3 separate regions of the Homo sapiens genome follow, and all the other regions are linked to region 3. Evidence: read pairs that join two places in POLR2A ChIA-PET (ENCODE). Cell type or tissue: PC-3. All regions are shown on one strand. Links, peaks and the distances in the headings refer to the core of each region. The heading gives the core; the rest is flanking DNA. Region 1 has its middle 7.2 kb from the start of LINC01500. Region 2 overlaps DAAM1 (dishevelled associated activator of morphogenesis 1). Region 3 overlaps DAAM1 (dishevelled associated activator of morphogenesis 1).

Region 1 (10,633 bases), core at 1,757-9,756, 430 kb after region 3:
CACGAGGTCAGGAGATCAAGACCATCCCAGCTAACACAGTGAAACCCCGTCTCTACTAAAAATACAAAAAATTAGCCGGGCGTGGTGGTGGGCGCCTGCAGTCCCAGCTACTCGGGAGGCTGAGGCAGGAGAAGGGCGTGAACCCAGGAGGCGGAGCTTGCAGTGAGCGAGATCGCGCCACTGCACTCCAGCCTGGCTAACAGAGCAAGACCCCGTCTCAAAAAAAAAAAAAAAAAGAAGACAGACTTGAGTTCCCATTCGTCCCCATCAGTTACTAGCTGTCTTAGCACACAGTAGATAACTTTCTAAGCCTTAGTTTTTTCATCTGTGTGAAAATGATAATAACAGAATCTACCCCATTGGAATTGTTATAAGGATCAGGGAAGAGAATACAAGTGAAGTTCTTATTTCAGTGCCTGGCCAGAATGAATCTTCAATAAATATTTGTGGTTGCTCTTTTCATTATGGAAAGGCAGAACGATGTAGCAGAAAGCACATAAGATTTGGATTCAGACATACCTTGGATAGGATTAAAAAGGCCCTATTCAGTTACTTACTATTTATGGAACTAAGCAAATGCGGAACTGTTGTCCAGGAATGGAACCTTAGAAAGGCTGAACTCTTTCTTGGAGGGGGAGAAAAGTAAAACCAGGATGGATCTCAGGGAAGGGAAGTAGATTTTTTTATAGGAAAGACATAATAATGTACAAGTTATCATATTAAATCTTTTTTTTTTTTTTTTTTAAGAGACAGAGTCTCACTCTGTCACCCAGGCTGGAGTGCAGTGGCGCGATCTTGGCTCACTGCAACCTCCACCTCCCAGGTTCACCCACCATTCTCCTGCCTCAGCCTCCCGAGTAGCTGAGACTACAGGCACACTCCACCACGCCCGGCTAATTTTTGTATTTTTAGTAGAGACGGGGTTTCACCGTGTTAGCCAGGATGGTCTCAATCTCCTGACCTCGTGATCCACGTGCCTCAGCCTCCCAAAGTGCTGGGATTACAGGCGTGAGCCACCGCGCCCGGCCCATATTAAATCTTGAAACTTGACCAAAATATTCCATTTTTGAACAGAAATAAAAAGACATACAGCAGGAAGCTGGCAGAAAAAAAAAAGATTTTGGATCTATACAGCTAGAATGCACCATTGAGAATTACATTCAGTTGTTTGAATCGCTGGTGCTATGAATATGCTCCACAACCTCAATAAGCTTAGAAAGAATGCAGGTCAAAAATCTCTGCCAGTCCTCAAGCCCCGACTTCCAATTTTGAGACCATCTAAAGAGAGAATGATAAATATCTGCACACATCGTGGGTTGCATCACAGGAGAGGGATCCTGCTCTGAGGAAGCCCACAATTTTCACAATGGATAGCATCAGCATATCTGCCTTTTTCTTCAGAGGAAGATACTATCTTTATTAGATTAGATTCGAAGCATGCCTGCCCTTTGCTCAAGAGAGAGACAGTAACTTCAGGCTTATCTCTAAACACATATTCTTGAAAAGACAATATATCTGCTATCTGTAGGCAGTGTCTTTGCTCACAAGACATGCAGAAACATGAGAGACCCATAGAAAATTGTCACCCACCAATGTAACAAGACAATGTATACAAAAGCTTCTCAAGTCATCCTTTTGGGAAAGAAAATGCCATGCAAAAAAACAAAAACAAAAAAAACCAAAAATCTCTTAAGATTGTGCAACCTGTATATCAAGGCTTCATTTTGCCCACCATAACTTGCCATTGCCTGAAGCCAGGCTGATCACTGTGGGAGCCAGCACTAACAATTTACTGAATGTCAGCTTCCCCAAGCCAGAAAATGCCCCTTCTGATCTGCCAGATGGTTTGGGGCCTGATGCTTGGCATCCTCACAGCTGCCGCAGTCGTGTTCCTTGGAGTGGGTGAGTGATACCTTGGATAATGAAAAATGATTGGTAATTTCTTTTACCTGAAGCCTATTCTCTATCAACATGCTGTGAAGAATCAGAAGTCTGCCTATTTCCAACCCACTCTACAATTGAGCCATTGTAGTGGAAAAAGCATCACAGTTCTGACTGGGAGTTTCCCTAGGAAACCCTGGCTTGTAGGATTCCAGAGAGATGACAGTAGGAACTATGAAGAAGAGGCAGATCTCGCAACCTGCCCTGCTGCTCCTTGCTTGGAAGTAGAAGGTTGCCAGACAAGGATGGTCTGTGGCTAAACTGTCCTATAGGATTCCTGTTTCAAAGCCCTGCCCTTTTTCAAGGGGCCTCCTTCCCTTATTACATTCTGCAGTCTATCTCTTCAGGATCCATTCTTTTTTTTTTTTTTTTAAGACAGAGTCTCACTCTGTCGCCCAGGCTGGAGTGCAATGGCAGGATCTCGGCTCACTGCAACCTCCACCTCCCAGGTTCAAGCGATTCTCCTGCCTCAGCCTCCAGAGTAGCTGGGATTACAGGTGCACACCACCATGCCCAGCTAATTTTTGTATTTTTAGTAGAGACGGTGTTTCACCATGTTGGTCAGGCTGGTCTCGAACTCCTGACCTCATGATCCACCCACCTCAGCCTCTGAAAGTGCTGGAATTACAGGTGTGAGCCACCTTGCCCAGCCAGGATCCATTCTTACATGAGCATCAGATACCAAACAAATTTTGTCTTTGTGTGGTTTTAGGCAATCTCTGGTTGGAGGAAGAAGACTTGATTTTTAAATTTATTCTAATGGAGAAATAAGTCACTTACCAAACATTTGCATAGCATTTGCCATGTGCCAGGCACTGTTCGAAGTGCTTGACATATATTTACCCATTCAGTTGAGGTCATTGTCCTCACATTATAAATTAGGAACTACGGATATATTAAGTAACTTGTCTAAGGTGACACAAATAAGTGGCACAGCTAGGATTTAAACCCAGGCAGTCCTGTGACAGAGTCTGGGCTCTTAGCCACTACCCAAGAAAGCTTGTGGGAGAAGAGAGTATTACCCCCATAGACAGATGGCTCCACCCTATCAGCTGAACATAACAGTACTTATTGGTAAATTAGTGGCTTTTTCATGTGTAGTAGGGAGCAAAACTGAGTTAATTTAGACTAAGTGAAAGCTAACCCCAGCTAAAAGGCAGATAGTCAACTATTCTTTCAGAGCATAGATAAGGCAACAAAAGTCACCCATCTAAAGTGATAAGCACAAAGATCCCTTAAAAATAAACAATTAATAAGATAAGGCTGAGTTTTATTTTTTCAAATATTTCAAAGCACATCCCCTGAAACAATGACAAATGACATCTCCATCAAGCTCATGGTAATTGAAGCTCAGAGCTCATAAGTCATCGTCAAGAGGCCAATATGGCATCTTGCACCTGGCACATTTCCTTCTGAAGGGACAGCTGCAGGGCATCTGTCCTTCCCATTTCAAAGGCAGGACACCCCTCATCTCTCAGAAATTATCTGAAAAGAGCTATCCTAGATTCAGGGTTCAGGGACAATCATATGACGCTAGCATCATCTCACTCTGGAGAATCAGACTTACCAATTCCCAATTGTATTTCCTTGTTTTCCTAGAATGATTATTTGAAACCTTTCTCTGCCACCTTTACACCGTGCTCCTAAACATCTAGAGCTAAAAAGTAACTCGAGGAAAGTAATCAAAAGCTGTGTTGCTAATTCTTATGTAACCATAGCATGTATGCAGCTTGCAACCCCCTCAACAGTTTACTGTCCATAAAATTACATTTTTTAGTTTCATTTATCATTTGTGGTCTATTCTGCATTTATCTGGCAACAGATAAAGAACCTTGTGATTGCCCAGACCCTACCATCACTTTCTTCACACACACACACACACACACACACACACACACACACACACACATTTAAAATCACAGAAATCAGACCAGGTATGGTGGCTCACACCTGTAATCCCAGCACTTTGGGAGGCTGAGGCCAGTGGATCACTTAGTGTCAAGAGCTCAAGACTAGCCTGGCCAACATGGTGAAACCCCGTCTCTACTAAAAATACAAAAAATTAGCCAGGCATGGTGGCCCATGCCTGCAATCCCAGCTACTTGGGAGGCTGAAGCAGGAGAATCGCTTGAACCTGGGAGGTGGAGGTTGGAGTGAGCCAAGATGGCACCACTGCACTCCAGTAGGTGACATAGCAAGACTCTGTCTCAAAAATGTAAAAATTAAAATAAGACTGGAAGCGGTGGCTCACACCTGTAATCCTAGCACTTTGGGAGGCTGAGGCAGGTGGATCACCTGAGGTGAGGAGTTCAAGACCAGTCTGGCCAACATGGTGAAACCTCAACTCTACAAAAATACAAAAATTAGCCGGCCATGATGATGGGTTGCAGTGAGCCAAGATCATGCCGTTGCACTCCAGCCTGGGTGACAGAGTCAGACTCCATCTCAAAAAAAAAAAAAATTTAAAATTAAATAAAATCACAGAAATCAAAGAGACCTTATAGATAATTCAGTTTACCCTGCTCTTGAGGTCCTGAGAAATTTTTATATCTAGTTGATCATTATATTAGTTAGGGCCCTTAGTTGCAAGCAACAGAACTTCACCTCAAATTAGTATAAGCAAAAGGGAGAATAATCACTACAAAGATACAGGGGTACCTCAAGGAACCCAAGGACAGAAATATAGCCAGGCATCAGAACCAGATGGAACTGGGGTTCAAGCCTTGTCCGGAGCCTTGCTGCCTCTTTCCTCTACTCTAGCTGCTCTACTGCGCTTGGCTCTCTTTCCTTCTCAACCCACTTCCTTAACTTCCTCATGAATTCCAAAGATTCCAAGGAATAGACTCACTGACCTAGTCTAGTTCAGGTGCCCATCCTTGAAAAAATTACCTACAGACCAGGAACCGGCCACATGGTGACTGCTTCCCCAGCAACAATATAGTTAAGAGGAAAATTCTCAGAAAATGTATTTGGGACAAGATATTCCAAATGAATACACATACACTCCTCAATCTTAGTTGAGTTGCCTTTTCTGCTTCATCTCTTATCTCACTTTTTGCAAATTAATAATATAAATATATTTAGAATCTCATTCTACAATGTTTTTGTTCATGATTATTATTTGTTGAGGGCCTTTTATGTAGCTTAACAACTACATCATTTCATTTAATCTTCACAATAGCTTGGGGGAAAAAAAGGTAATATTAGCTCCATTTTACAGATCCAAAAACCGAGTCTCAGAAAAGCAGAGTGGATAAGAGCCCAAATCTAGTAACTAAGAATTGAAAAGGAGGAAGATGAGCATGAGCACATGAACGAAGAGTGTAGTAGTAGAGGGAAATGAATGAAATCTCAACCCTAAGCTTGAAGAGAAGAAAAGTGCACGCGCAGATGAAACAGAAGTTCAAGACACCAAAATTCATTTACTCATATGAAAGAGAAAGACAGAACTGGGCTAATTTTAAGAACCTGAAGGCAAGGCCAGCTTATAGAATTTAAGAGTACTAGTCAAAGTTTCCAGGCCCCCCAACAGCAAGCAATTTTCAGTTATTCCACTGTTATTTATAATTGACTCGATGGCATAGAGGTCTACAGGTATCTTTTAGAGAAAGTATATAATTATTACAGTCAAAATTAAAAGTTGGAAGTCAATTGGCCATGTTTATCTTTGTATACATTTGGATTGTAGAAAAATTAAACAGGGGTTAACCCAAAAAGATGCATAAGCCATACACTGCTCACTTTGATGCCATCCTGGGCACCTTGGCACTGCAGGCCACTTGTCTTGGAGATGCCTATGCCTCCCCAATAGCAAAAGTTCTGTCACCACTAGAGTAGGTGAAACTGGGACCAGGCCCATGATGGACCAAAGGCTACTCCAGTCCCCAGGTAACCATGTGCTTCTTGGTGGCTGTCCCTGGGCATTCCAACAGAGCAAGAATTCCCAACATCCATTAGGCAATTTACCAAAAGGGGCAGAGGGGAGATTAAGAATCCAGTTTAACCATGTTGCCCCGTATCTCATTTATAGCAGCAACCTTGGAAGGTAGATATTTTCATTTCCACCTTATAGATAAAAAGTCTGAAGCTTAGAACAGTTAAATTACTTGGGCAAGGTCACCAAGGAAGCACACAGAGGCAGATCTGCCCAACTCCACAGCCATGGTCTGTCCACACCGCAGGCTCTCTCTGGGGGACTGTGTCTCCACCAGCAGGACAGCCCTGCCTCAGCCTCACTGTTCCCACCCAGACCGTCCTCTGCTGGGGGAGTGAAGGAGGGTCTTCTCAGGCCTTCCTGTTCTCAGTGGCAGAGAGCAAATTAGGAAGCAGAAGCAGAACACTCTAGAAAACTACTTTTTCTGAGGCCAACCCTCCACTCTCAGTCTTACGTGAACACTTCCTATTCCTAATGCTGCAAACAGAGGCCAGCCCCTCCCTTCAGATCCTACCTTTTGCCCTCATTTACAGTACTTTCTACTCCCCTCACTTCCTCTCTTCCCCTGTATCTCTCTCATCCCTTTTACAGCCTAAGCCTGTTTCTCTGCGCCACCACACCTTACCCCAGCCTCCTCTGATGATGAAATGGAAGCAACCACAGATGAGTGGTACCAACTGTAGTATTTCTGACTTACCATCCCACTCCCTCCACTTTAGTGCCTATGCCTTCCTCCCCTTTATACTTCATGATTGTCTCTCATGTATTTTGTCCTTTATTTTCTTTAACTTAGCTCTTTCCATCCTTTCCCCATTTTATTGCTCCAATGACATTCATGCTGTACTGATTCTGGGGCTTGCTCTCACCCTCCTCCACCCCCTTCCCTGCATCCAAGGCAAACCCACCCAAACCCACACAGCCAACAGCACCGGATGGACTGTGCACACTTGGGTTGTCATTTACACTCTTTCTCCAGCCCATGGTGCTGTCCCTACTCTTGCCGCAGCCTGGCCCACATGAAGGCTGGTGCCTGCAATGCTCTGTGAGGATAAACAATAGTGACAAAAGAAAAAGTGGAACAGAGTACATAAATATTTATATATCCAAATATAATCCAGAAACACATATATGTATTTTTTAAAATCAACTTTAAAAATTAAAGAACATGTTGAATATCATGAGACTTCTGTTTCTAAATGTTCATTTCCTCCATAAAGAAATTAAAAATATTAAAATTACAATGACACTAAGGGACCTATCTTGTTCGCTGAGAATTGTGGGCTTTTTTATTCTTTCCTCCCCCAAAAATAAAAATAAAAATCTAGCAATTCTAAGTCTCCAATAACTTCCTTTTTGAACAGGTTTCTCTTTTTATAAATTAATTCTATAGACACATGGTTCTACTGTAATCAATGTCCAAGTAGAAAATAAGTACCATATTCAGAAGCAGCTGCAGTGTGGGAAAGGACAGGGAATCTGACTCCCTCCCTGACTTCACAGATAAAAGCTGTGGTTCAGTGCAGACTGCACTATGAAAGATCTCCCCATTTTAAGTAGAGTTGATATATGAAAAATTTGGATTTTCCAAGTAAACGAATTATTTGGTCATACTTCACTTTACAAAGGTTTCACACACACACACACACACAAATTCTTTAAAAATCTGCCAACCTCAAGAAGTTAAAGCAGTACTCAATTTATCACATATTCATCTGCATGCAACTTCTCTGGACCGAAACAACTCCTGTAAGAGAAGTATACCTACAAGCAAAACATGAATTAAGAAACCCAAAGCACTGATTCATATGAAAGAGAAAGAAAAAAATTGTTAGCTGCTTGGAAAAACTCACAAACAAAACCAGCCTTGTAGATAGTAGAATTTAAAGGGTGTTGATCAACATTCCCAGGCCTCAAATTATCCATCACATCACCATTTATTTCATCATTATTTCTCTTTAGCCTAGAGTCCTCAAGATGTCTGCCCAATAAGCACATTCCTTAATTCCTTGGTTTCTCCACTTTTTAATGTTACAAACCTCTTTAAGATTCTGATTTAAAATCCCTCCTAAAATATTCCCACCTTCCAGAAATACACCAAATTTTGTGAAATTTTTTGAAAGGTGGGTCAGTCCACCTGCCTTAAGCTAAGGTCATAATAATCACTTAGCAGGGAACTGACAGCAAGCTGAGAACAAATATCGAACAGAAGGCAGGCCCTAAATTCATGGCATTGAATAAGAGGAAAGAATTCAATGAATCAACTCCTTCTTTACAATGCTACAGACCACCATCCCAAGTTGGAAGAACCCATCCTGAGAGTTCTGAAAATTGTGGTTTTGGGGGTGAAGGTAGCAGGAGCTGAGAGCTGTCTTAGAAAAGAACTTAAACAACATTGAAGTGAGTGGAGATCAATGCCTTGAAAATCCTTTAGAATGAAATTCTGCCATCTTGTTATGATTTCTTAAATTATACATTCTCAGACAGTGAATATCCAAGATGTGGCCAGAGCTATTTAGAAACACTTCAGAGCATGTGAGCATAATTTCATACTACATTATAAGGAATTCTTACAAAATTACATGATTCATCTTCTGAACTCAAAGCCATTTTAAAACAGGAAAAGTGCTCTGAAACTGTAAAGCCCGATTATTTGGCTTTCTTGTAACAAAGGCTTCTGAAATTAAGAATATGCTTTAAGACTACATTCATTGGCCAAAATAGATAGTTTGCAATTTAAACAAGAGGAGTTTTGTCTCAAATGGCTGACTTGGCTAAGCATAACATTCTTTTCATCACTTTCTTTTCTACCCAGTGTTTTTCTATCTTAAGGACATTAATGTCTCCTAAATTTTCCTTCAGGTTTTCTTCCCAGGGAATCTACTTAAGAAATGTTAAATCCCAAAAGCTATTTCTTGAAAATAAACTTTTTTTTTTTTTTTTTTGAGACAGAGTCTTGCTCTGTCGCCCAGGCTGGAGTGCAGTGGCGCGATCTTGGCTCCTTGCAACCTCCACCTCCCAGGTTCAAGCGATTCCCCTGCCTCAGCCTCCTGAGTAACTGGGACTACAGGTGCAAGCTGCCACCATGCCCAGCTAAATTTTTAAAATATTTTAGTAGAGACAGGGTTTCACCATGTTGGCCGGGATGGTCTAGATCTCCTGACCTCGTGATCCGCCCGCCTTGGCCTCTCAAAGTGCTGAGATTACAGGCGTGAGCCACTGCGCCCCACCGAAAACAAACTTTTTTATTAGAAAACAGGCTATTGGAAAGCTGGTCCAATTTTAGACTTCATCTGTGTTATAAGGAAAAACTATTCTTATTCCTGCTTTAAGCTAAGATCAGGATGCAGCATTCACCTGGGAAATCCAGAAGCCCTCCTTAAGGAAATTAGCTCAGCCCTCCTGGCCAAGGACTCACAATACATGGAGGAAAGAACTAAGTATCCAAGATGGACCACATGTGTCAGACAAGGGCAAAGGTATATTATCCATTAATTCAGGAATATTCCAGTGGCACTCGGACTGCCCCAGGGATTGCCATCCTGTTTGGCTGAGCTCTGCAGTTCCAGAGGCATAGCAGGCCTCTGCTGGTGGCCCCTTGGCAGACAGGGCAGAGTGCTGTGGCCCCAAGTTGCTCTGGGCACTACGGTTCTCCTGCGGGGGAGGGGGCTCGCCGCCTCTGTGTTACACTTTGCTGGATGGGTCCCTAAACAGTATGTCACTGAGCCCTAATTTGTCACAGAACATAATGGCATGATTTTTACTTGCAGCTCTCTCTCTCCTCCAGGCCCAAACATGCTTCCAGGAGCTAAGCTATGATTCCAGTCTCATAACAGCCCTAGGGCTAGACTCAGTCTTTCTCTTTCCCTCTGACAAGTAAGGCTTTGATAGAAAAGTCCTTGCTCCCTAGGGGTATTTCTCACAAGATCTCCTTAGCCCCTGCAAACAGACAGGGCAACCCATTGCTGTGAATACAAGTAAGCCTCAGCTGAGGTCCTCACTACAGTAGGCGGCTACTCAAACATTCCCTTGGAGGTGATCTGACATTACCTATGAAATAAAATCATCTTAATTGGAGCAACAAACATGTCTCACGTGATAAAGAACAAAGAGATTTTGATTCAGGAGACAGAAGACCACCAGAGCAAGCAAATAGGGGAAGGCAAGGAGAACAGAAAAGGAAAAACCCAAAGAGGAAATATGGGGCAATGGGCTTGTGCTAGCACAGGGCTTCCCAGTGATGTAGCTGGCAAGGGTCAGAAGCAGCTTTTCATTCCTCGCAATGATACATTGATCACCACCAGTTAGACCAAGACCCAGCCTCCACTCCAAAGCACTTTGCACGAAGTGTGCATAAATGCTCTGTGACCTGCTTGTGACTGTAATCTAGGAAAGCCAGGAGAGGAGTAATGACAGGGTAAAGAAAATTCATTATGCTATTTACCCCCTCAGGCTCAAAGCTCCGGCTATTGGATTTCGCTGATCATAACAGGCTGTTGTGCGGTGTTGGGGATGGCTGCAGCCTGCCAACATTTGGACGTTTCTGTGGGTTTAATTATTCTCTAGTAATAACTTCTCCCTATTTCTATGAAGAACAGATGAGCAGCAATACTAGCCCAGGGTCCTGTGTACTATGCAGGAGACAGATACAGCTTTTTGCAAACACAGTTTATGAATGTCATATCTACATTTTGATGTACTCACTGTAAAGTTGTAATACCAATAATAACGGTCTTTCCATTACAGATATTTAAATAAATT
Region 2 (10,633 bases), core at 75-8,074, 120 kb before region 3:
AGCATTCTAGAGAGTACATTGAAGCCTTCCTTCCTGCCAGGTCAGAGTGCTCTCTAAATACCTTTGACTGGGCTGCAGTCATAGAACTTCTAGGAGGTGGAATTGGTCAATTAATCATCCTCTCACCTGAGCTTCCATGCGAGCTCGACGTTCTTCTTCCTCCTTTTTCTTTCTCATATTTTCGTTTTCTTGTTTGGCTTCTGACACAGCTTGAAGAAATTGATCAAAAATGCCAAAGAACTCATCTGGTTGTATTTTGCCAGCCTCTTCCCCAAAGTGCTTCACTGCTTTAGTAAACTAGGAAAAAGATGGTTTTAAGAAGTCAATGTTTCATGAGAATTCCACAATCAAATATAAATAACTTGAGAAAGACCAAAGCCCAGATTGAGTCAAACGTAAGTTTTGTTTGCTCATTTATTTTTATTTCTTTCTTTCTTTTGGAGATGGAGTTTCGCCATCACCCAGGCTGGAGTGCAGTGGCATGATCCCAGCTCACTGCAACCTCTGTCTCTCGGGTTCAAGCGATTCTCCAGCCTCAACCTCCCAAGTAGCTGGGATTACAGGCACAAACCACCATGCCTGGCTAATTTTTGTATTTTTAGTAGAGTCAGGATTTTGCCATGTTGGCCGGGCTGGTCTCAACTTCTGACCTCAGGTGATCTGCCCACCTTGGCCTCCCAAAGTGCTGGGATTACAGGTTTCAGCCACCACACCCGGCAGTTTTTTTTTGTTGTTTTGTTTTAAGAGATGGGGTCTTACATGTTGCCCAGGCTGGAATGCATATGTTATTAGTTTTTTTTTTTTTTAATAGATGGGGTCTTACATGTTACCCAGGTTGGAGTTTAGTGGCTATTCAGAGGTATGATCACAGCAAAATACAGCCAAAAACTCCTGGGCAATCCTTCCTCTTAAGCCTCACGAGTAGCTGGGACTATAGGCATGTGCCGCTGCACCCGGCTGAGTCAAATATAACTGATGGATTTTAGTGAGCCTATATTTATCTTCAGCTGCTGAACATGTCTATTAATCATTTCTAAAGTAAAAATTGTAATACTCCTCAGCTTTTGAAACCATTTATTCCTGTCTACCTCATTTGAGCTTAACATGTATGATGACCTCCTATGACTTTTTATTAACTAAACAGTAGTAAAAACAAAATATTGTAGGGTATAGCACCCTAGACATAAAACTAATAGCAAACTCAGCAGGGGGAGGGAAACTTGTACTTTTAACTTGTCTTTGAAGTAGTTTAATATCATTTACTGGTGCCATATGGTCAATATAGAAAGCAAATGGGAGCCAGTGCCTCTTAGCTGCTTTTCCCAATCACAAATAATGCTGCTATTGTTAAGATATTTTCAGGGTCTCAGTGAGAAAACAGCAACTGAGTATGGAATCTTTAATGCAACCCAAAGTGTATGACTGAGAATACAATTTTATTCCAAATTCTTTGCTTTAGAACCCCTTTCAATGCCAATCTTTAAAAAAAATTTTTTTTTAAAAAGATATGGGGTATTGCAATGTTACATTGCCCAGGCTGGACTCAAACACCTAGGCACAAGTGATCCTGCCACAGCCTCCTGAGTAGCTGGGACTATAGGTACATGCCACCATGCCCCAGTGTCAATCTTTTTAAATGGCCAAAATGCAAAATACCAAGAAATTTTTAAAGTTAAATAAAAATATATGTATACAGTAACAATAGTATATCCAGTCTCTTTTTAGTTCTTCCAGGGGTTATCTCCATAACTCAAGATAGTATGTTTTCAATAGTCTTAGCATTATTATAACTACCCAAATAATATTCAATGTCAAATTGTTTGTTAAAATTATACTTCCTTCTGTAAGGATCTAATGTTATTACTCCTAAGCTACTAAGGATAGTGTTCCTAGCTTCAAAGTCAAATACATTTTTCCCTACGCCCAATCAACTACTTAACATTTTCCAGATTTTAAGTTTTCTTCATATTTAGACCATGCTGTGTTTATGCAGTGCCCCCAAACAGCTTATAATTGGTTTTTTTATTGCTTTACTTGCCTTTGTTATATTGTTAGATTCTTCTGATATCTCAGTAATACCATCTACCTTAAATATTTTCAACATTTATTTTTAAATAAAACAAGTATTGGCTTATATTTATATATATTTTACAGTTACTATTTCATATCTTTAAACTTGTAACAAAAGTGTCCTTTTTACCATTTCTGTCTTCACTGAGGAGTTGTTTTCAATGTTTACTTATTTGGAAATATTCTATTAGAAAAGAGTTCTTTGGGCAAAAACATAACATTCTTCAGACGCCATATATAGTGTTCTAGCTTGCTCCATGGTTTTATATGCTAACTTATAAAAGTTCTGGTATGAACAAAATAGCAATAGCCAGTCTACAACTGGATTTCTAAAACATTCAAGTTCACATACTTCAAGCCATCCTGAGTGATCTTTTTATCAAGGAATTCTAGTGATCATGACGTCATGTATATCAAAATCTTAGAAATCTAAAGAAAACCAGGCCCAGATTAAAGTTCCACCCCCTACACACACACACCCCAGTCAGTGTGCAAGGGGAAAATTTACCAGGTCTTTATGTTCTGCTAGAAGATCTTCAACATCAGAGAAGCGCGATGCTGGCTACTGTGATGAACAAGCTGACAACAGCCAGTTCACACACAAAAATGTTTGAGCCCCTTGATGAAGTAGGTGCTATATTGCTCAGGTGGGATATCAGAACAGGGGGAGTCTCTTCCTTTATGAAGCACAAACTCTAAAGTGGTGAGGCATACATAAAACATGGATGGGGGCTTTCACAGTGGAGGTCTGAATGGTGGTTGCTGACATGAGTTGACTGATTTCCACTGTGGGATATCAGAGGTTGGACCTCTGACAGCAGCCATTTGAACATATATTGCCATTTATTTTATAAGGTTAGAAAGAAGGTTTAATGCTGAGATTAGCTAATGCATGTGAACAGCCTACTTTTGAACTTTAACTGGTATGTGTGTACATTTACATAAACAATCATCCATATCTACAACCAAACAGGTGACCAGAGAAAAATAACATCCATTTACAGAAGTTTCGAAACAAAAGACTCAGAGTGTTGTGGCAACTGAGAGATGGGTAGAGTAAAAGAACCAATGGGGTGGGGAAGAGTGTTAATATCATTTATAAAGAATGAGAAGAGGATAGAAAATGAGAGACTGTGTACCTGTCTTGTATATGAATGTGAATGCATTTTGGAAGAGGAAACAACCTGAGATAGAGAGGAGTGAGGTGAAGCTGAGGGAGCTAAGAGGTGGTGGTTATTAACCAACAAAAATTTCTCTTCCAAGGGAACACAAAATGTGAAATAGCAGAAATCATAAAAATAAATGTCTTACTGAAAAAAAAAAAAACCTCTTGTAATGAGACTGTGAATTAAAATGCATCTCTTTTAGCGAGTTCTGCTGGAGATTTATACAGGTAGTATCCTGTCCTCCAAGGCTGTATCTCAGATGAGCATATTACAACATAGAGGTAATTTAGGCACATGGCTTTAGTAACACCTGATTGCACATTTGATGCTGCCCCTGGTTTTCATCATCTACTCTTTTCTGGTTCCCAGAGATAAGTACTTCAAGCCAGTTTCAACCAAGAGAAAACTGTCAAAGTATTTGCTGGTCTTATACCATTCAGAGCCTTCAAGGTCTTGCTAACCTAAAGGCAACATAGGCCAGTCAGACAAAAAGGGTGTGTTCAGATTAATCACAGTCTTGGAAATGAAAATACACCTATGTCATGCAAAACAATGGAATCTGGAAAGTAATTATCTACTACTTTATTTCCTGCACCACGAAGTTTGGATCTCACTCCTGCTATTTCCCGTACAGAATAATAACTGAAAGTATCACACTGAAGCCCAGCCCGGTCAAACAACACTCAGTGCACAAGGGGGAAACTTACCAGGTCTTTAGCTTCTGCTAGAAGGTCTTCAACATCAGAGAAGCTGAAGCTGGCTACTGTGATGAACTGGCTGACAACAGACACAAACTTATCTCCGGGCTGTGGGGGCTGAGACTTCTGATATTCCAGCTCCTTAAACACAGGAAATGAATAATGTCAATGCAGGCTTCAAATACAGACATGAGACACACCTCGTCTCATATTTCACATGCCTTAAATTTAATAAATCAGAATGGCAAACACATCAAAACTTGTTCTAAAACATTTTGTTATACTCTAGTGCCCCTGCCCTTCCTCCCACCATGCCAAAGCCATGCCCATGTGCACACGCATATTTGCAAATAGCAATTTACCAACAATCTAAGTACTTGATCTATGTGATTTCTCTTTCAGGCTTTAGAAAGCAAGCAGATTTGCATTTGGATAAAATTAATAGAAGTTAAACAAATAATGGGGGCAAACTGAATTTTAAGGGTTTGTGAGTGAAAACAAGAGACTCTGCTTGTCAATATTCCATGCTTAGAATTGTGGTGCCTTGATTTTTTTCTTTCCCTCTCAGCCAAGTCTATTTACTTCTTAAACTGTGGGATATGGGTAGTAGAATTTTGGCTGTAGCATTTGGCACCATAATGTACCATTTTTCTCTTGTCCATACCATATTGGTTTTTGTGAACAGGCCTGTAGGGGAATTAGTCTCTTGTTAATTATCCATATTTCCATTATCACAGCAATGAACGCAGATGATTCAAATCTAATGTTAATGGTTAATTTAATCATTGCCAGATGCACATTCTTATTTAAAGTTCACAACATCCCTATGAGTGAGGGATCACTATTCCCATTATACAAACATATAAATTAAGGTTTGGAGGGCTATATTACTTGCCCTGAAGTAGTGCTGACCAGTGACAGAGCCAGAATTTGAACTCAGGCCTGCCTGACTCCAGAGTCTTGGTAATAACTATGTTGTATACCAATTGACTTAAACTGGATTCTCCCTTATTTTCTTGCATTGGCAGAGATCTTCACAAGCAGGAGCGTAGTCATCACAGTTTATCAGTTCTGACTCAGCTCTACCACTGATTTGGTTCTTAACCATGGCATGTTGCTCTGGGCCTCAGTTTATTGATTTTTTTTTTTTTTTTTGTAAGAGGGCAACATCCACATCATCACTACACTCAAATGAAATAACGGAAGTGAAAACTCATCAATTATGGAGCTGGCACTGATTGGAAGAAATTGCCATGATTCCAGTACTTTAGCTTGGAAAGTGAGTGTATCTGTGTTCAGTGTGGGGACGGGAAAGGCATTTGAAAGTGTTTCATTAATGTATAATTTCATAAATATTCATCTTTGATACCTTCAAACAATATAATTAATTTGTGTAAAGCACAATTAGAACACATATATATTTGGCCAGGCGAAGCTCTGCCCCCACTATTTTCTTACAATACTACGTCACCTCCAAGGGTAGGGGAGGCTTCTATAGCCCCTCTCCTATAAAAAGTGTGATGCAGTGTATATGACCCAAGGGATAGAGTGATTTCAGCAAAACTATCCTTTAATAAAGCAACAACACAAAATTTCCCCAGAAGCCTCCACCCCAGGCCTTGCTCTGACCTGGCTCAGAAGCAGGGGTCAGAGCCAGGCTTTAGGGCCATCATAATGACCATGGACCCTCTGGGGCTGGGAGAAAAAGTTCAATCAGTAGAATTTTTTTTTTAATACTGCCCCCTACTCCCTACATTAAAAAAAAAAAAAAAGGAAAAAAACCTCACATGCTCCTTAATTTATTGAAAAAAAAATTAGACATTGTGACTTTAATTTTTATTAGAGGTATGTCTTTAATTAATTCAACTACTTTCTATGGCAGTTTTGTGATTCAAAAACGAAAAGAAGGGAGAGTCCTCACAGCATTACTGATAAATGATCTGAAGGATACTTATGAGAGGCACCTTTCCAAGCTGCCTGCAAATCCGTCTCCTTCACCCAGAGCAGGCCCAAGCTATGGCTGCTTTGAGCACAGACACCAGGGACGCTACTCTGCCAGCCTGTTCTCATCCCTGCCCCCTCTCTCGCTGGCAGCTGCATCTGCAGAGTACCCGCAGGGCACTGTGCCAACAGGCACGTTTCATCCTACCAGGTCCAGTCTGCCAGCCTGACTGGTTTTCCTTCCTCAGAGGCCTGGGCCCAGGTTGTCTTGTATGCCTGGGATAACCTCCCTCTATGCACCTAAGTTTACCCTACCCTCTTAAGCCATAGCTCAAACAACTTCTTTTCCAAAAGAGAAGCTTCCTCCAATAGGGGCCAATTGTTCCTCATGCCTCCAAAGCACCCTCAACCCGCTGCTTCCTTAAGGCACCTCCGTAATCACTCTGCTTATCTGGATGCGGCCAGGCTGAGGGAAGTGGCTGCTCCGATTATTGCAACACCTGGAGGACAAGGATTCTGAGTCATCGTGACCCTCAGCTAGAGCATGTACTACACTGTCTGCTTAGTAAATACTCCCCAAAGGACCAAGTCAAAAACAACTGAGAAGTTCTACAGAGAAGTTCTACTGCTCTACCGAAAGTGAACACCATATATTAGCAGCACTTGGAAACTGAGAGCGTCCCTGAAGATCATCTAGCCCAGCCCACTCATCCTGATGAATCCTGCCTTACAGATAAATTGGTGGCACACTAGGTCCAGTTTCCAGTTCCTGCTGCAGTGACTTATCCACGACCCCTGCTGCCTGCAATCAAGTTGCCAGGCTGAACATAACCTGCCTTTGCTTCTTGTGGTGGTGGTTCTTATTTTTTAATCAATAAATGTTTATCCCGGGCATACCACATGCCAACACAACCCATCTGCTGAAAACCACCAGCACTAGAGATAGTGAAGAGACCAGGAATTAGAACAACAACAAAAAAATACTCACTGTCTCTACTGCTTTCAAGCCACTTCTCAAGGTACTTATTTCTTTGTCCAGCTCAGTCATGCTGTTGTAAATAGCAATGTTTTAGCAATCAACATGTGACTTACACATATTAAATATAAGATGGGTTTAAATATTTCACGCTTGGAAGTCCATCCTATTTTAATTTAAATGTTTAAAATTCCCTTCCATGCTCAGATCTCAAAGAAAGACAACAGTATTTTAAACTCATGAAATGTAGGTATAAAATTATGTTTGTTTTCTGTAGCCAGCAGGTATATTTTACAGGTTAAAAATAGAATAGAAATATCTTCCATCTGTACAAAAATATTTTATGTTTCAAACTCAAAAAAATCTCACTTCAGCAAATTACTTCATGTAGAAATAAATCTCTTGCCATACTTGGCTCCCTTTGAAAACAGAAAGAAAACAAGTTCATCTGCAATCATGTTCACATTGTACTCTGTATAATCAGTGTTCTGCTTTTCACTAAGGCCCCAATAATATGACTATTACAAGGTAATGGCTTAAGTTGCAATCAAAAATGATTTTTCTTAAAGTTGTATTAACTAGTTTTTATTTTCATCTTTTTTTTAATAGAGAAAGGTTCTTGGGCTTCTCCCATACACAACACTTTCTATTTCATGGCTTTTAAACATTAGAGATTGAAACTTAATTCTCCCAGATAATTTACAACATATAAAGAAACTCACCAATACTTCATTTAATTTCATGCCTTATTTAGTATATTTCCACCAGATTCCATGAACAGAGGGAAAAAATGAGCCTGCTCATTATACTTTTCAAATTCACTGCAAAAAGATGCAGTTTATGTTTTAAAAAAAGAGCCAAAAGAGGGAGGGAAAAACAGCAAGGAAAATTGCCTGCTTCTCAGTCTCTGAAACGTGGTGTGAAGTTTGTGGTAAAAGTTTGGCAACTTTCCATTTTATTTTTAGTTTCTTCATTTGCATAAAGAATGCTTCCCATTAAAGAGCCGCCTTGGTTTCTGGGAGTATGTGTGCATATGTGAAAATTATTGCAATGTTCTGACACTTAGGTCTTCTATTTGCTTAGCCATGCATCTTTATTTAACTAAGGTGCTCCTACCTGTATTTAAAACACCTGCCCTTTAAAAGTATGAAAGTTAAAAATTGCATGCAGTATTCCAAAGAAGCTAGAACAAACATATATTCAAAACCTTGTAATACATTTGAGTGACTTGGATGAGATTCAAACTTTATTTCATACAATGATCAGGGGAAAACAAATAGAAGGACTGACTTCATGCAGTGCAAACTACCTCAATGGCTAACACACAATCCAAGTGATTTAAGAAACTAACACTCACTGTAAGTACTTACTTTACTTTCGCAGCTTGAGGAATATCTCGCAATTCTTCATTTAGATTGAGAACACTGGGGTACTTATTTTCCACAATAGTGATGAGATAGTGCAAAAGGGTAATGTTTCTACAATTGAAGAAGGGAAGAGTATTAAACATTCAAATTATTTTCATTTAAACTACATAAATATATGAATAGTTAATATCTGCATATGATTTATATGCTCAAATGGTAGAACCCACAATAATGCTATATTACCTGCATTAACTTCAAAATTTGGAGGATCATGTAAGGCAGGGATTCTCAAGAGACAGGAATAATGGGAGAGCCTCCATGGGGATTGCATAGATATATGTCAAAAAGCACACAATTTCTAAAAAGAGGATAAGAATTACATTTGTGGCCCATAATGAGCATCTTTCAAAATCTGGGTAATGTGATGGGTGATCTAAGTGAATCTGAACCACTGCCAGTGGAGACAAGCTCAAGTTTACCTTCCCAGTGGATCCACCCTAAAATGGGGTGTGCCCTGCAGGTTTATAACTAGTAGGCTTGGGTGGAGTGGAGTGGGGTGGGGTGGAGAGTGAGGGATGTTTATTCCACCGAAAAGGGCAGCTATTCTTAAGTCTAAAGTACAGAGCAGCAACTCACTGATGACAATTATTGATACTTTTTTTTTTTTTTTTGAGATGGGGTCTGTTGCCCAGGCTGGAGTGCAGTGGTGCAATCTCAGCTCACTGCAACCTCCGCCTCCTGGGTTCAAGTGATTATCCTGCCTCAGCCTCCCGAGTAGCTGGGATTACAGGCGCCAGCCACCATGCCCGGCTAATTTTCATGTTTTCAGTAGAGACAGGGTTTCACCATGTTGGTCAGGATGGTCCCCAACTCCTGACCTCAGGTGATCCACCCGCCTCGGCCTCCCAAAGTGCTGGGATTATAGGTGTGAGCCACCGTGTCTGGCCTACTGATAGTTTTTAATAAGGTTTCACCCAAAGGGTGGTCAGAAAGTTAGAAAGCCCCCTTTCTCTGGGCTGAACCTGGAAGTGGGCCATAACTGCCACCATGTGATATCCTAGCAGCCCTGAATCCACTTCCTAATTTAGCAACACTTCAGCTCCTAACTGCATAACTCTTAGTAGTTAAAACAGTTGGTTGTGCCAGCTCCCTCTCTGGTGGTGACAGGGCTGAACTCTGACTGACCTGGATGGAAAAGGCCAGCAAGTAGGATAACAGTATCTATTAGGCAACACTGTGTTGGTCTGATCCCATTGTCACTGACTGCTACGCATTACAATCACCTGGACTCCAGATGCCTGGGCTAACCCCAGAGATTCATTTAATTGGAATGAGGTGGAGTCAGGCATGGGCATTCTTTAAAACTCCCTGTTGATTTTATCAAGCAACCAGGATCAAGAACTACTTATCTGTTGAAGTTAGAATTAGGAGGGTAAAAATACATTCCTTTAAAAAACATTTCCATAATTTAGGCAGTTTGCTAATTCACAATGCTAAACCCCAGTATTCCAACTCACCTCTAACCAAAATGAATCAGAGTTTTCAAACAATTTTCTTTACCCTTGCATTTCATAGAAACAATGCAATCCTTAAATCCTTATTTTTCTCACAGTCTCTCAATAGTTAGAAAACAATTGCCCACCAAAGCAAAACAGTGGCCAACAATTTTGGCCACTTATTTTTCATATGTTCAGCTGCATCCTTCCATTTCATTTTTTTTTTTCTCTTTTGAGATGGAGTCTCGCTCTGTCACCCAGGCTGGAGTACAGTGGTGCGATCTGGGCTCACTGCAACCTCTGCCTTCTGGGTTCAAGCGATTCTCCTGCTCCAGCCTCCTGAGTAGCTGGGACTACAAGCGCATGACACCACGCCTGGATAACTTTTTCTATTTGTAGTAGAGACGAGGTTTCACCACGTTAGCCAGGATGGTCTCCATCTCCTGACCTCATGATCTTCCGGCCTCGGCCTCCCAAAGTGCTGGGATTACAGGTGTGAGCCACTGCACCCAGCCTCCATTTCAATTTTGCTCTTCACAGAACCTACCTGTCATCTGCCCATGTGATTCTTACCTAAGGGGTACAAGGAGTGAGCAAAATGCCAGCCACCATCACAAGAAAGAGTGAGGCTATTTTTTTCATTTTTTAAAAGAAATGCTTTGCTATTGAGAGACTTCTTACCTAAGGGGTACAAGGAGTGAGCAAAATGCCAGCCGCCATCACAAGGAAGAGTGAGCCTATTTTTTTCACTTTTTAAAAGAAATGCTTTGCTATTGACAGACATTTCAATTAATTGCATTAACCATACACATCTTTCTTGCTATAGAAAGGTTTAAAACCATGCCTGAGCTTCATTTGTTTGCGATCCAAATAATACCTCATTTGACTAAATGCAAATTCTTAAAAGAAGGAACAGCAA
Region 3 (10,633 bases), core at 945-8,944:
CTGTGGAATCTATATGGATTTTCAAGTGGCTAATGAACTCTCCTGAGTGCATGATGCAGGTGACAGTATCCTACTGAAAAAAGGATGTTTGCAAGCCTTCTCAATAACCCCATTAAAACTCTAAGTATACACCTCAATAACTCCTTAGTTGTTATATTGCCTCTTTCATTTAAAATTACAGCTTGCTTTTTGTGCATACTTGAAACCCATGCCCATAAATGCAGACGGTTTCACTGTCAGTATTTTACTCATTTGTACATCCACAAAAATAGTCCATTTAAAAGTTTTTCTATGTTAGCCAACAAATTTAAAAACTTCAATGTAATGTTAGATGCAAACTTCATGAAATACAGAGAGGAAGAATGTTCCCAAGGTTGCAGGGACCAGCTACAGGGATAACAATGGGACAAACTTTTAAACAATGATTTGTTTTGTTTTAAATTCTGTATGTTCCCAGATGTAATTTTAAGAGACTCTGTAGTTCACTAAAGCCGTTATGTCAGAAGTTCTTCAAACGGTCTCAGGGCCAGTTAGAAGAGAACATGGGGAGTTCTACTAATTTTTTCTTTTATTGGACTTTGTTTCAATTATAGTTCTATTGTGGATCAGAAATCATAGGGGTATCACAAATATACCCAAGAACAAGAGATTTTAGTATGTTCATAAATGAATGAAACTTACTACTTGGTACATTTTAAAGATGCAATCAAATATATTTAAAGTTTATATTTTTGTAAGACTGAATTCAATATAATTTCCAAAACTCTCCTCTACTTCCAGGTACTGTAAAAAAAAGTGCATATAAGCCACATTTTATCCTACTTAAGACACTGAATGTGTGGCTGCAGCAATTTTAAAGCTGGTTTCCAGTAATTTTCTCAAGTACATGCTCCTGAAGTTCTATCTTTAAAGGGTAAAATGTTTGGGGTCCTCCTTATCAGTGAATAAAAAAGTCATCACACTGTTTATGGAATAAAATGAAAAATGGTGACTGAATTTACAAGGGGAAAGAGATGGTCTTGAGAATGAGAATGAAGTTATGATTTTTATCAAGAAATATTATGAAATTGAGGTCTGAATGCTAACAATAGTCCTATAAGAACTCTAATTACTTCCTGAATACACTTCCCAAGTTTACTTAGTTGCAACCTAATTCCCTCAAATATGGCCACTTAATATTCATTACAGACAGCTGAAAAGGAAGTCAATGATTTTGAGAACAGCAAAATGATTAGCAGTTTCGTGGTATCTGTCCCAGTGAAATAAAATTGCCATTATTTTGGAAGCAAATATCCACTGGAAAAGAACAATGGATTTTTCTGAAATTGTTACAGACTTCTAGAACATAAGTACACAGGGCTCCCAGGACAAGGATGCCAATGGAACATGCCTATGAAGCTTTGGGAAAATACCTAAGATGCCAGGAATTTGTTCTGCTGTGTTAATAGGCTCCTTTGGCAATTGAATTACAAGTGACTTCCAGAATGACCTAGGAAGAACTGGGTAATGATGTCATTTCCAGGTAAGAGGAAGCCACACAAAAGTAGAGCCTTGAAGAAGTACAAAACTGAGGGATGGGCCAGGCGCGGTGGCTCACGCCTGTAATCCCAGCACTTTCGGAGGCCGAGGCAGACGGATCACGAGGTCAGGAGATCGAGACCATCCTGGCTAACACGGTGAAACCCCGTCTCTACCAAAAATACAAAAAATTAGCCGGGCGTGGTGGTGGGCGCCTGTAGTCCCAGCTACTTGGGAGGCTGAGGCAGGAGAATGGCGTGAACCCGGGAGGCAGGCGGAAGTTGCAGTGAGCCGAGATCGCACCACTGCACTCCAGCCTGGGCGACAGAGCGAGACTCCATCTCAAAACAAAACAAAAAAATGAGGGATGGACTCTCAGGAAAACAAAGGAGTTTCCTTTTAATCTGCACTTTAAACCTGCTTGCCCTATACAAAATAAAAATAATGCACAGACCTTGAGGATGGAGAAGGGGTAGAGGAAATTATAAGACTAGCAGCCAAGAACACAAAAGCACATGTGTTGAGTGTGTAAACTGGTCACATATATAATCTCTTTTCATTAAACAAAGCTAATCATCAACCAAAACAGAAATTACCAGCGGCGGCAAGAAAGAGTGTGTTTTCTCACTGGGGATTCCTCTCCATGTGCTAAATATCCTTGGGAAGTTATTCACATAGCTAAACAAACACTTCTGAAGCTGCAGGAGACAAACAATAAGCAAAGAAAGATCTTTACTGAATTTTAATTACTGTAAGTGGATTACTACACTCTTTACTTAAGCCTGAGTCAAACAAAACAAAACAAAACAAAACAAAACAAAACAAAACAAAACAAAACATCATTCCACAGTCATCAAGAGGGAAATGTGAAGGAAGCTGATACTACCCAACATGTCCTCTCCACCCAACTCTGTAATTTTCTAAATAATTAGGTGTGAACACTAATTGCTTTATTGGATAATTCAAGACAACTAAACACTAAAGAGACTGCCTCTCTTGCAAAATTTTTTCTAAGTGAAATAACATGGAAAGTTCTATTTTAAATTATTACTCCTACTCACTTACCAAGCCAGAGTATTTGGACAGAAGTTAATATTTAGACTTCAGATTCTGAGGAATATTGTTAAACAGGCAAAAGTCATCAGTGGCTAAATACGGGAAGCTTTCAATACAGTACTGCTTAAATGATTTAGGGTACACTCAATTAAAAAATCTTTTCTGGTATGTTAAAGGAGTAACAATATTAAATAACCATCCAAGTTGCACAACATGGTATATGATAAATGTAAAATGGATATACTTGTTTAAACATGCAAAGAAATTATTGAGCATGTGATAAAATAAGATACCAAAACCCATTAAGAGTGGCTCCTTCTAGAGAAGGAAATGGAAATTGCTTTCATTGTAATTCCTTGTTTTTTTTTTTTAACATGAGCTTGGATTACATTTTTTCTCCTTAATTATCAACCTGTCGCTGAAAGTTTAGAGTGGTTTAGCTATTATTTGTTTGTAAAACTAGTCTTTTTAAAAATTAAATTAACTTTCAACCAAGAAGGTGAAAAGCTTGTACACTGAAAACTAAAAAACATTTCTGAAAGTAATTAAAGAAGATACAAATAACATCCCATATTCATAGACTGGAAGACAATATTGTTACGATGACAACACTATCTAAAGCAATCTACAGATTGAAAGCAATCCCTATCAAAATCCCAACGGCATCTTTGGCAGAAACAGAAAAATCCATCCAGGAAGGCATATGGAATCTCAAGGATTTTGAATAGCCAAAACAATCTTGAAAAAGAAGAACAAAGCTGGAGGTCTTGTACTTTCTGATTTCAAAACAGTACAAAAGTACAGTAATCAAAACAGCATGGTACTAGCATAAAGACAGACATAGAGACCAATGGAATAGAACAGAGAGCCCAGAAACAAACTCTCAAATATATGATTAAATGATCTTTGACAAGGGAGACTAGACCATTTAATGGCGAAAGGGGTCTCTTCGACAAATGGTGCTGGGAAACCTGAATATCTGCATGCAAAAGAATGAGGCTGGACCCTTATCTTACATCATACATAAAAATTAACTTAAAATGGATTAAAGACTTAAACATAAGACCCCAAACTATAAAACTTATGAAAGAAAATATACATAAAAATTTTATGACATTGGATTTGAAAATTATTTCTGCTAAGGAATTAATATCCAGAACCCCTACAATCCAACAACAAAAAACCAAATAACTCCATTAAAAAATGAGCAAAGGACTTGACTAGACATTTCTCCAAAGATGACATACAAATGACCAACATGCGTATAAAAAGACACTCAGCATTACTAATCATTAGAGCAACGCAAGTCAAAACCACAATAATATATCTTCTCACATCCATTAAGATGACTACTATCAAAACAAAAAACCAGAAAATAACAAGCGTTGGCAAGGATGTGGAGAAACTGGAACCCTGTACAGTTGCTGGGATTATGAAGTGGAACAACCATTATGGAAAACAGTATGGTGGTTTCTCAAAAAATTAATAATATAATTCTGCATGCTCCAGCAACCATACTTCTGGGAATATATCCAAAAGAATTAAAAGCAGGGTTTTGAACAGATATTTGCATGCCCATGTTTATCACAGCATTATTCACAATAGCAGAGAGGTGGAAGGAACCCAAATGTCATCAATAGATAAATAAATAAAATGTGGTATATACATACAATGGGATATTATTCAGCCTTAAAAAGGAAGGAAAACTTGTCACATGCTACATGGGTAAATGTTGAAGACATTATGCTGAGTGAAATAAGCCAGACACAAAAAGACAAATACCGTATGATTCCATTTATATGAGGTATCTAAAGTACTCAAATACACAGAAACAAAGTAGAGTGGTGGTTACCAGGGGACAGGGGAGCAGGAAATGGGGAATTTTTGTTTAGTGGGTATGGAGTTTCAGTTTTGCAAGATGAAAAATTCTCAAGGTATGTTTCACAACAATGTGAATATGCTTTGAACTGTACACAGAAAAATGGCTAAATGGTAAATTTGAAAAATAATTTAAATAACTTTAATTTATCAACCCTCTTCAACATGCTAGGCACTTTCAATGCACTTTAAGTCCATTAATTATCTCAATTAATCAGAGATAAGCAATGAGTTCTTCAGCGTCTCATTTTGTCTTTCTAGAAACACAGGCCACTGTCAATGAATAGCTATGCTCTGAAAGTAATTAAAGAATGGTTTATAGAATGCTTTCATTTCTGCAATTTTCCACTTTACTACACTCAACTCTACAATTGTTAGTCCTCAAAATGAAAACAATCTGTTCAACTGTACAACACTAATATGAGCAATGACTTTCTTCTTTTAAATTTGTCATCAATTTACAATGGGGCGATGGGGGAAAAGCTACCAAACCATTCACTAGAGACAATTCTGTACATTAATGTCACCCCAATTCATTGCTTAGTGACAGAATGCCAGGTGCTCACTTTCACCTAAATGGTATAATTTAGAATTTTCTTAAATCCATTGTATTTTTTTTGCTACAGAAGTAGATATTACTATCCTTATCTTTAGAACATCTACTTGCTGGGTGGTGGCCCTAGGAATATTATATAAAAGACTAAAAGTGTCTAATTAGGTAATATTTTGTTGGATATTTATTAGAAAGTTTGACTCCACAGGAATAAATTCACTTGGTAATCTCAAGGTCCTGCTACTTAAAGGAAGATTCTAAAGCTACTGAAATAGCAATACATTGTATCCTGTCACATTCATGGCTTCTGACCCAAACTTAAACAAGCAAGCAATACAGTATTGAAAGTATAAATTACAAAAGGGCACCAAATGGAAACACAGCAGCTGATCACAAATGATAAAGGCAAAGGACATGAAAGTTAATGCCAAAATAAGAGGTGGTATGACATCAAAAGAGACCCCAAAATAACAAAGGGAGGAAAATTAGTCTTTGCATTTGAAGGATGCATTTGATCCACGTGAAGACACAGTAGAAAAAATGCTTAACTCCTATACATTCATTTCATGATTTCTACATACATCACCTTTCCCCTGGCCCCCCCGTCCTTTTCCCTTCCCTGAGATCATCAGTTATCTTACAGGTGCCACTTTCCATTCCACAAAAATTATCAACCAGGACAGCCAGTCTTCACTGGTTCTCCTCCTACTCATCACCAGCAAGCAGAGCTGTGACAAATGTTCTTGCTAACCTGGCTACTAGCCTTTATGGATACTCCTCTTAAAAACACTGCCCCACCTCACTGGGTAGTGTCACGTAAAAGCCAGTCCCTTTGTGGAAAAACATGCTGTTAACAACTGCACTTGCTCATACTGGAAAAGCAACCAGGACAGTGATGCCAGATACTTCACCAACCTAAATACACACACACACCACACGTACACATTCACACAGCTGTCAAACTGGTTTTTCCTCAAAAAGGTACAATTGACAGGCAGTTAAGAATCTCTCCCTGCCCCCAACACACACTCCCAGATTCACAATTCTGCATGTGTGTACTAATTTGTATATTTCCATTCATTCATTCAAGAAGGCAGTGGTGTCCACTCCCCTGTTCATTCTTGGTATATAAGGATGAACAAAAGAGATGTGTGCTTTGCCCTCACAGAGCTTATAATCAGTTCACATCCACATACACCCCCGGCTTCTCAAGCCATCTCAGCATTCCAGGAGCTATGTGAGAAAAGAAACAGCATGGGAGTGAGTGTATGTTGTAGAGGGGGTGGTCTGTTTTTCCATCTCATCTTCAACAAGCAAGAGTGAATATTCTGCTTGCTTCAAATAGTGTACTAGTCTGTTTTCTGGCTGCTGATAAAGACATAACCAAGACTGGGCAATTTATTAAAAAAAAAAAAATAGGTTTAGTGGACTCACAGTGCCACATAGCTGGGGAGGCCTCACAATCATGGCAGAAGATGAAAGGCATGTCTTACATGGTGGCGGGCAAGAGAGAATTAGAGAGCCAAGTGAAAGCGGAAATCACCCCCATGATTCAATTATCTCCCACTGGGACCCTCCCCCAACACATGGGAACTATGGGAGCTACAATTCAAGATGACATTTGAGTGGGGACACAGCCAAACCATATCAAATAGCAATTTAGTCTACCAGTAACTTCCATGTTCCCTTAAATAGGGAGCATCAAATAGAAAGAAGTAAAAGGAAGCAGAGGGTGATATCTGTGCTCTTGAGAAACAGGGACATACAGGTATCCCTGGGATGCTAATGTTTGGAACTTCAAACAAGATGCCAGATTTCCACTTCCATTCCATGAAGGACTAACTACTATAGGAATTGTTCTCCCACTACAAATAATTAATAAACAGGCAAAATATATGAAACAGCTGTATTCAGTCACTGGACAAAGGTACTACAGACCAGTGATTGCTGAGAGAAAGGAAACATCCAGTAAGGCAAACCCTAGGATTGCCCTTACTCCAGGCTGTTGTGCAGAAAGAGGAAATCCAAACCAAGTTCAAGGGTCTTGTTGAATTGAGGGATCAGAGATAAAAGTTCAGAGAATCAGAGGCAGCCATAGCTCTTGATATCTGTAAAGGAGTCACCTCAAATTATAGGCTGAGTACTGATCTGCACATGGATGTGGGGCTCACTCAGGGCTGGAAATGACTGGCATTTCCACCAGCCTGAGTAGAAGAACCTTGTAATACATAAACATCAGGAAGAGTATTCAAAAGGGTCCTAGACTCAGGCTGCTCTAGAAAAAGCTTAAAGGCAGTCTAAAAAGGATCTGTGCACCAGAACAAAGTCCAACACTCTTTAAAGAAAGTTCTTCAGGCAGAAAGAAATTGAGACCAAACAGAAATCTGGACCTACACAAAGCAGTGAAGAAAGCTGGAATGGCTGATCTGTCGGTAAATACAAAACCAGATACTGCCTGGACTCTGAATTTCCCTAGCCACTTACCTTTTGGATGTGCTTTTATAGGAATCCACCGATGACACTAACAAGGTCACAGCCCAGGATCAAAGTAGTTCCCAGCCCTACCACTAACTATCCCCCTAACTTTGGTGAGTCTCCTTAAAATCTCTGAGCTGCGGTGTCCTCAGAAAAATACCATCCCTTATTGTCATCACATTATATAATGAATATGAAAGTGCTTTGAACTTCAAGGATTCGTTCTTTCATCAAATATTTACTGAGTACCTTCTACATATATTTCTAGGCTCTATATTCTGGCAGCCCAATTTTCTCATCTGTAAAATGAAAATAATAATAGTACCCAGCGGCTGGGCACGGTGGCTCACACCTGTAATCCCAGCACTTTGGGAGGCCGAGGCAGATCACGAGGTCAAGAGATCGAGACCATCCTGGCTAACACGGTGAAACCCTGTTTCTACTAAAAATACAAAAAATTAGCCAGGCGTGGTGGCGGGTGCCTGTAGTCCCAGCTACTCAGGAGGCTTAGGCAGGAGAATGGCGTGAACCCGGGAGGCAGAGCTTGCAGTGAGCCGAGATCACGCCACTGCACTCCAGCCTGGGGGATAGAGCGAGACTCTGTCTCAAAGAATAATAATAATAGTACCCAGCACACAGCGTTTTTGTTCAGATTAAATAAATATCTGTAAAGTACAAATAATAATGTCTGGCCATAGTAAGCTCTTCTATAAGAGATCAGTCACTGTCCAGGGGATGGAGTGACTTGATTGGCAAAGCCAATGCTATGTGCCCATCTCTGGTTGTGACATGTGCCCATGTCTGTTGTTGTTGTTGTTACTATTATTATTATTCTACCCCTGCTGCTGCTTCTAACACTGCTACTAGGCATATAATAATGGAAAAGACCAATTTGGTTCTTGCCTTTAGAGAGATTATATTTGAGATCTATCATAAAGAAAATAAAGCTTTTGGGATAATTTGTTAAATTTTTTCCTGAGAAAATGTGGGATAGCTGGAAAAAAATATTACTAGTCTAAAGGAAAACCTAGGCTCTAGTCCCAACTCTGTTCCTCTTAGTAGCTCTGTGACTTTAGTTAAGATACATAGCCTGTTTGAACCTGTTTATCCTTAAAGAGGCAGGATGAGAATCTTCAAGGTCTCTTCCAGTTTTAACACCTAATGAAATAAAAGATAATCCATTTTAGAAGCACATTGTTCCTGCCTTGATTTGAGCAATTTAATCCTTACAGCATCATATCCTTGTATAGGTAACAACAAATTTTGAGGAAGAGGGGGAAAAAAAAGAGAGAGAGAGAGAGACAGTTTGTGATTTAAGAAAGCCAGAAGAAATAAGCCCCGGATCTAGGATTAGTATAAAAGTCTACACGTAACTCCCAAGTCTAGAACGAAGGTCACATGATTTATCCCTCTTAAAAAGAGTGTCATAGCCCAATTGTTTCTATCCAGTGCTGAGTAAACCAATTTGATCTTTGATAAGTTAAATAATATAATTAGAAGACACAGGGAAGCTCTTCCTTCTGCTTCCGATGTTTGAATTGGGTGCAGTAGAGCAGAATTAAGGAGCAAAATGGCAGTACACAATAGAAGTTCCTCATGCAGAAGAAATAACAAGAAATATGTAAACAGCTAGTTTCTTCTACCCTTTGTTTATACTAGCATGCACCACAACTGGTAAGCTATCAACTACAAACACAAAAGCTCCCACAAAGTAATTAGTTCAAACTTTAAAAAACACAGATAATTTTAGCCAAGTCTCAAAAACCAATGTTTTCCTTTTCACTCTACTTAATTCGGAAAGAGGTCCCACTGGAAGAAATAGGAAGTATCTGAACCATATGGCTGATGTTCCAAAAATAGTTGTGAAAGGACCTTTTCTAAAGTTTTCCCAACACTTTGCAGAAGACAAGCCAGACCTTGCAGAATTTTATAAAGTAAAAATCCCCTAGTAATTTTATTGGAGAGAACATATTGTATAACAATAACTCAAAAAAATGTTTTTCCTCTACATACATACAAAATGCAGTATATGATTTCAGGAAGTTCTCATTCCGCCTGCAGTACACCACAGGCCTCAGCAGAAGCACACTGAGATTAAAGTAATACACAACCATAACATACTGAAGACATCTTTGAAGCACATATGCATGTACACACATATACACACACACAGTAAAATATTACAGCCAGCTGTATCTGTCTTTGGGAACTCTGATCACTAGCTCTAATGGACATGTCTCTTACCTATTTGCCTACTTCGCATACCTATGGGAACTAGTCCATCTCCTTCACCATGTGATTCAGTAAAGTGGTTAACCAAATGGTTCTGCCTCTCCATCCAGAGATGGACACATGGCATTGGCTTCGCCAATCAAGTCACTCCATCCCCTGGACAGTGACTGATCTAGGGATGGCACACAACACAAAGACGACCAGAGATCTTTATGTGGCTGGATGCCGCAGATGAGAGGGTGCCTCTTTTTTGCCTGGAATCATGACATATAAGCACCATATAATACCAGAAATTTACAATAGTTGCTTTTTCCACCATGTGTCAGAAGCTACCCCAAAATGAAGCCAGCATAGATAAAAGCAGAACTGAGAGATGGGACAAGGGAGATGGGGAGTGAGGAGGTTTTGATGACATCATTTAACTACTAGATATACTGGGCCTCAGTCAAATACCCCTTGAACTTTCCATTGAGTGATTCAATGAACTTTTTTCCCCTTTAAGCCAATTCCAATGGGATTTCTGTCCCATAAAGATTTGAAGAACCCTGATTCATGGTCCACTTGACTAAATGAGATGGGAACTAACATTTACTGAGCACCTCTCCAAGGTCAGAGACTATGTGGGACCTTCAGCAAGCATCATTTCAGCTAATTTGTATATGCGTGATAGGAAGATATCATAGTTTTACAATAAAGAAAGATCTCGAGAGATGAAGTAATAATAAAAATCCATAGAACTGGGGGCGGTCAGCAAGGACATAAACCCTACCTGTCTCATCTCAAGCCATACCCCCCTCTAGCCACAATCTCACATCTTTCAAGCTACAGCATTATTATTTTCCAAGAATCAAATTAACAGTGAACTGAAAAATCGAGCCATAAATCCAAACACAAATGTCTTGTTTTACAGAAGACTGTATT

What was found. Peaks named below come from ENCODE experiments on the same cell type or tissue, not always from the same donor. Only the 100,000 strongest peaks of a DNase experiment are listed, where the experiment ranks them.
Region 1: POLR2A ChIA-PET joins it to region 3 with 9 read pairs; 1 of 35 experiments calls an interaction of 5 or more read pairs at or near these places.
Region 2: POLR2A ChIA-PET joins it to region 3 with 7 read pairs; 1 of 35 experiments calls an interaction of 5 or more read pairs at or near these places.

What each region holds. Positions count from the first base shown.
Region 1 is chr14:58,815,754-58,826,386 of GRCh38, reverse strand. No RefSeq gene overlaps it. Among named protein-coding and RNA genes, the nearest start is that of LINC01500, 7.2 kb to the left of the region's middle. In PC-3, for the core only: no CTCF peak of the experiment used is centred there; a DNase peak (open chromatin) is centred at 4,786; H3K27me3 peaks cover 4,045 bases.
Region 2 is chr14:59,357,093-59,367,725 of GRCh38, reverse strand. DAAM1 (dishevelled associated activator of morphogenesis 1) reads right to left here. Exons shown (of 25, transcript NM_001270520.2): 21 at 8,222-8,329; 22 at 6,864-6,924; 23 at 3,944-4,075; 24 at 127-297. Among named protein-coding and RNA genes, the nearest start is that of GPR135, 100 kb to the left of the region's middle. In PC-3, for the core only: CTCF peaks have their summits at 5,750, 5,972 and 6,744; DNase peaks (open chromatin) are centred at 3,735, 4,075, 4,995 and 6,355; H3K4me3 peaks cover 3,220 bases; H3K27ac peaks cover 4,592 bases.
Region 3 is chr14:59,240,031-59,250,663 of GRCh38, reverse strand. All of the region lies in intron 1 of DAAM1 (dishevelled associated activator of morphogenesis 1), which reads right to left. Among named protein-coding and RNA genes, the nearest start is that of DAAM1, 57 kb to the right of the region's middle. RefSeq lists a silencer at 10,114-10,193. In PC-3, for the core only: no CTCF peak of the experiment used is centred there; DNase peaks (open chromatin) are centred at 3,863 and 5,893; H3K4me3 peaks cover 353 bases; H3K27ac peaks cover 2,636 bases.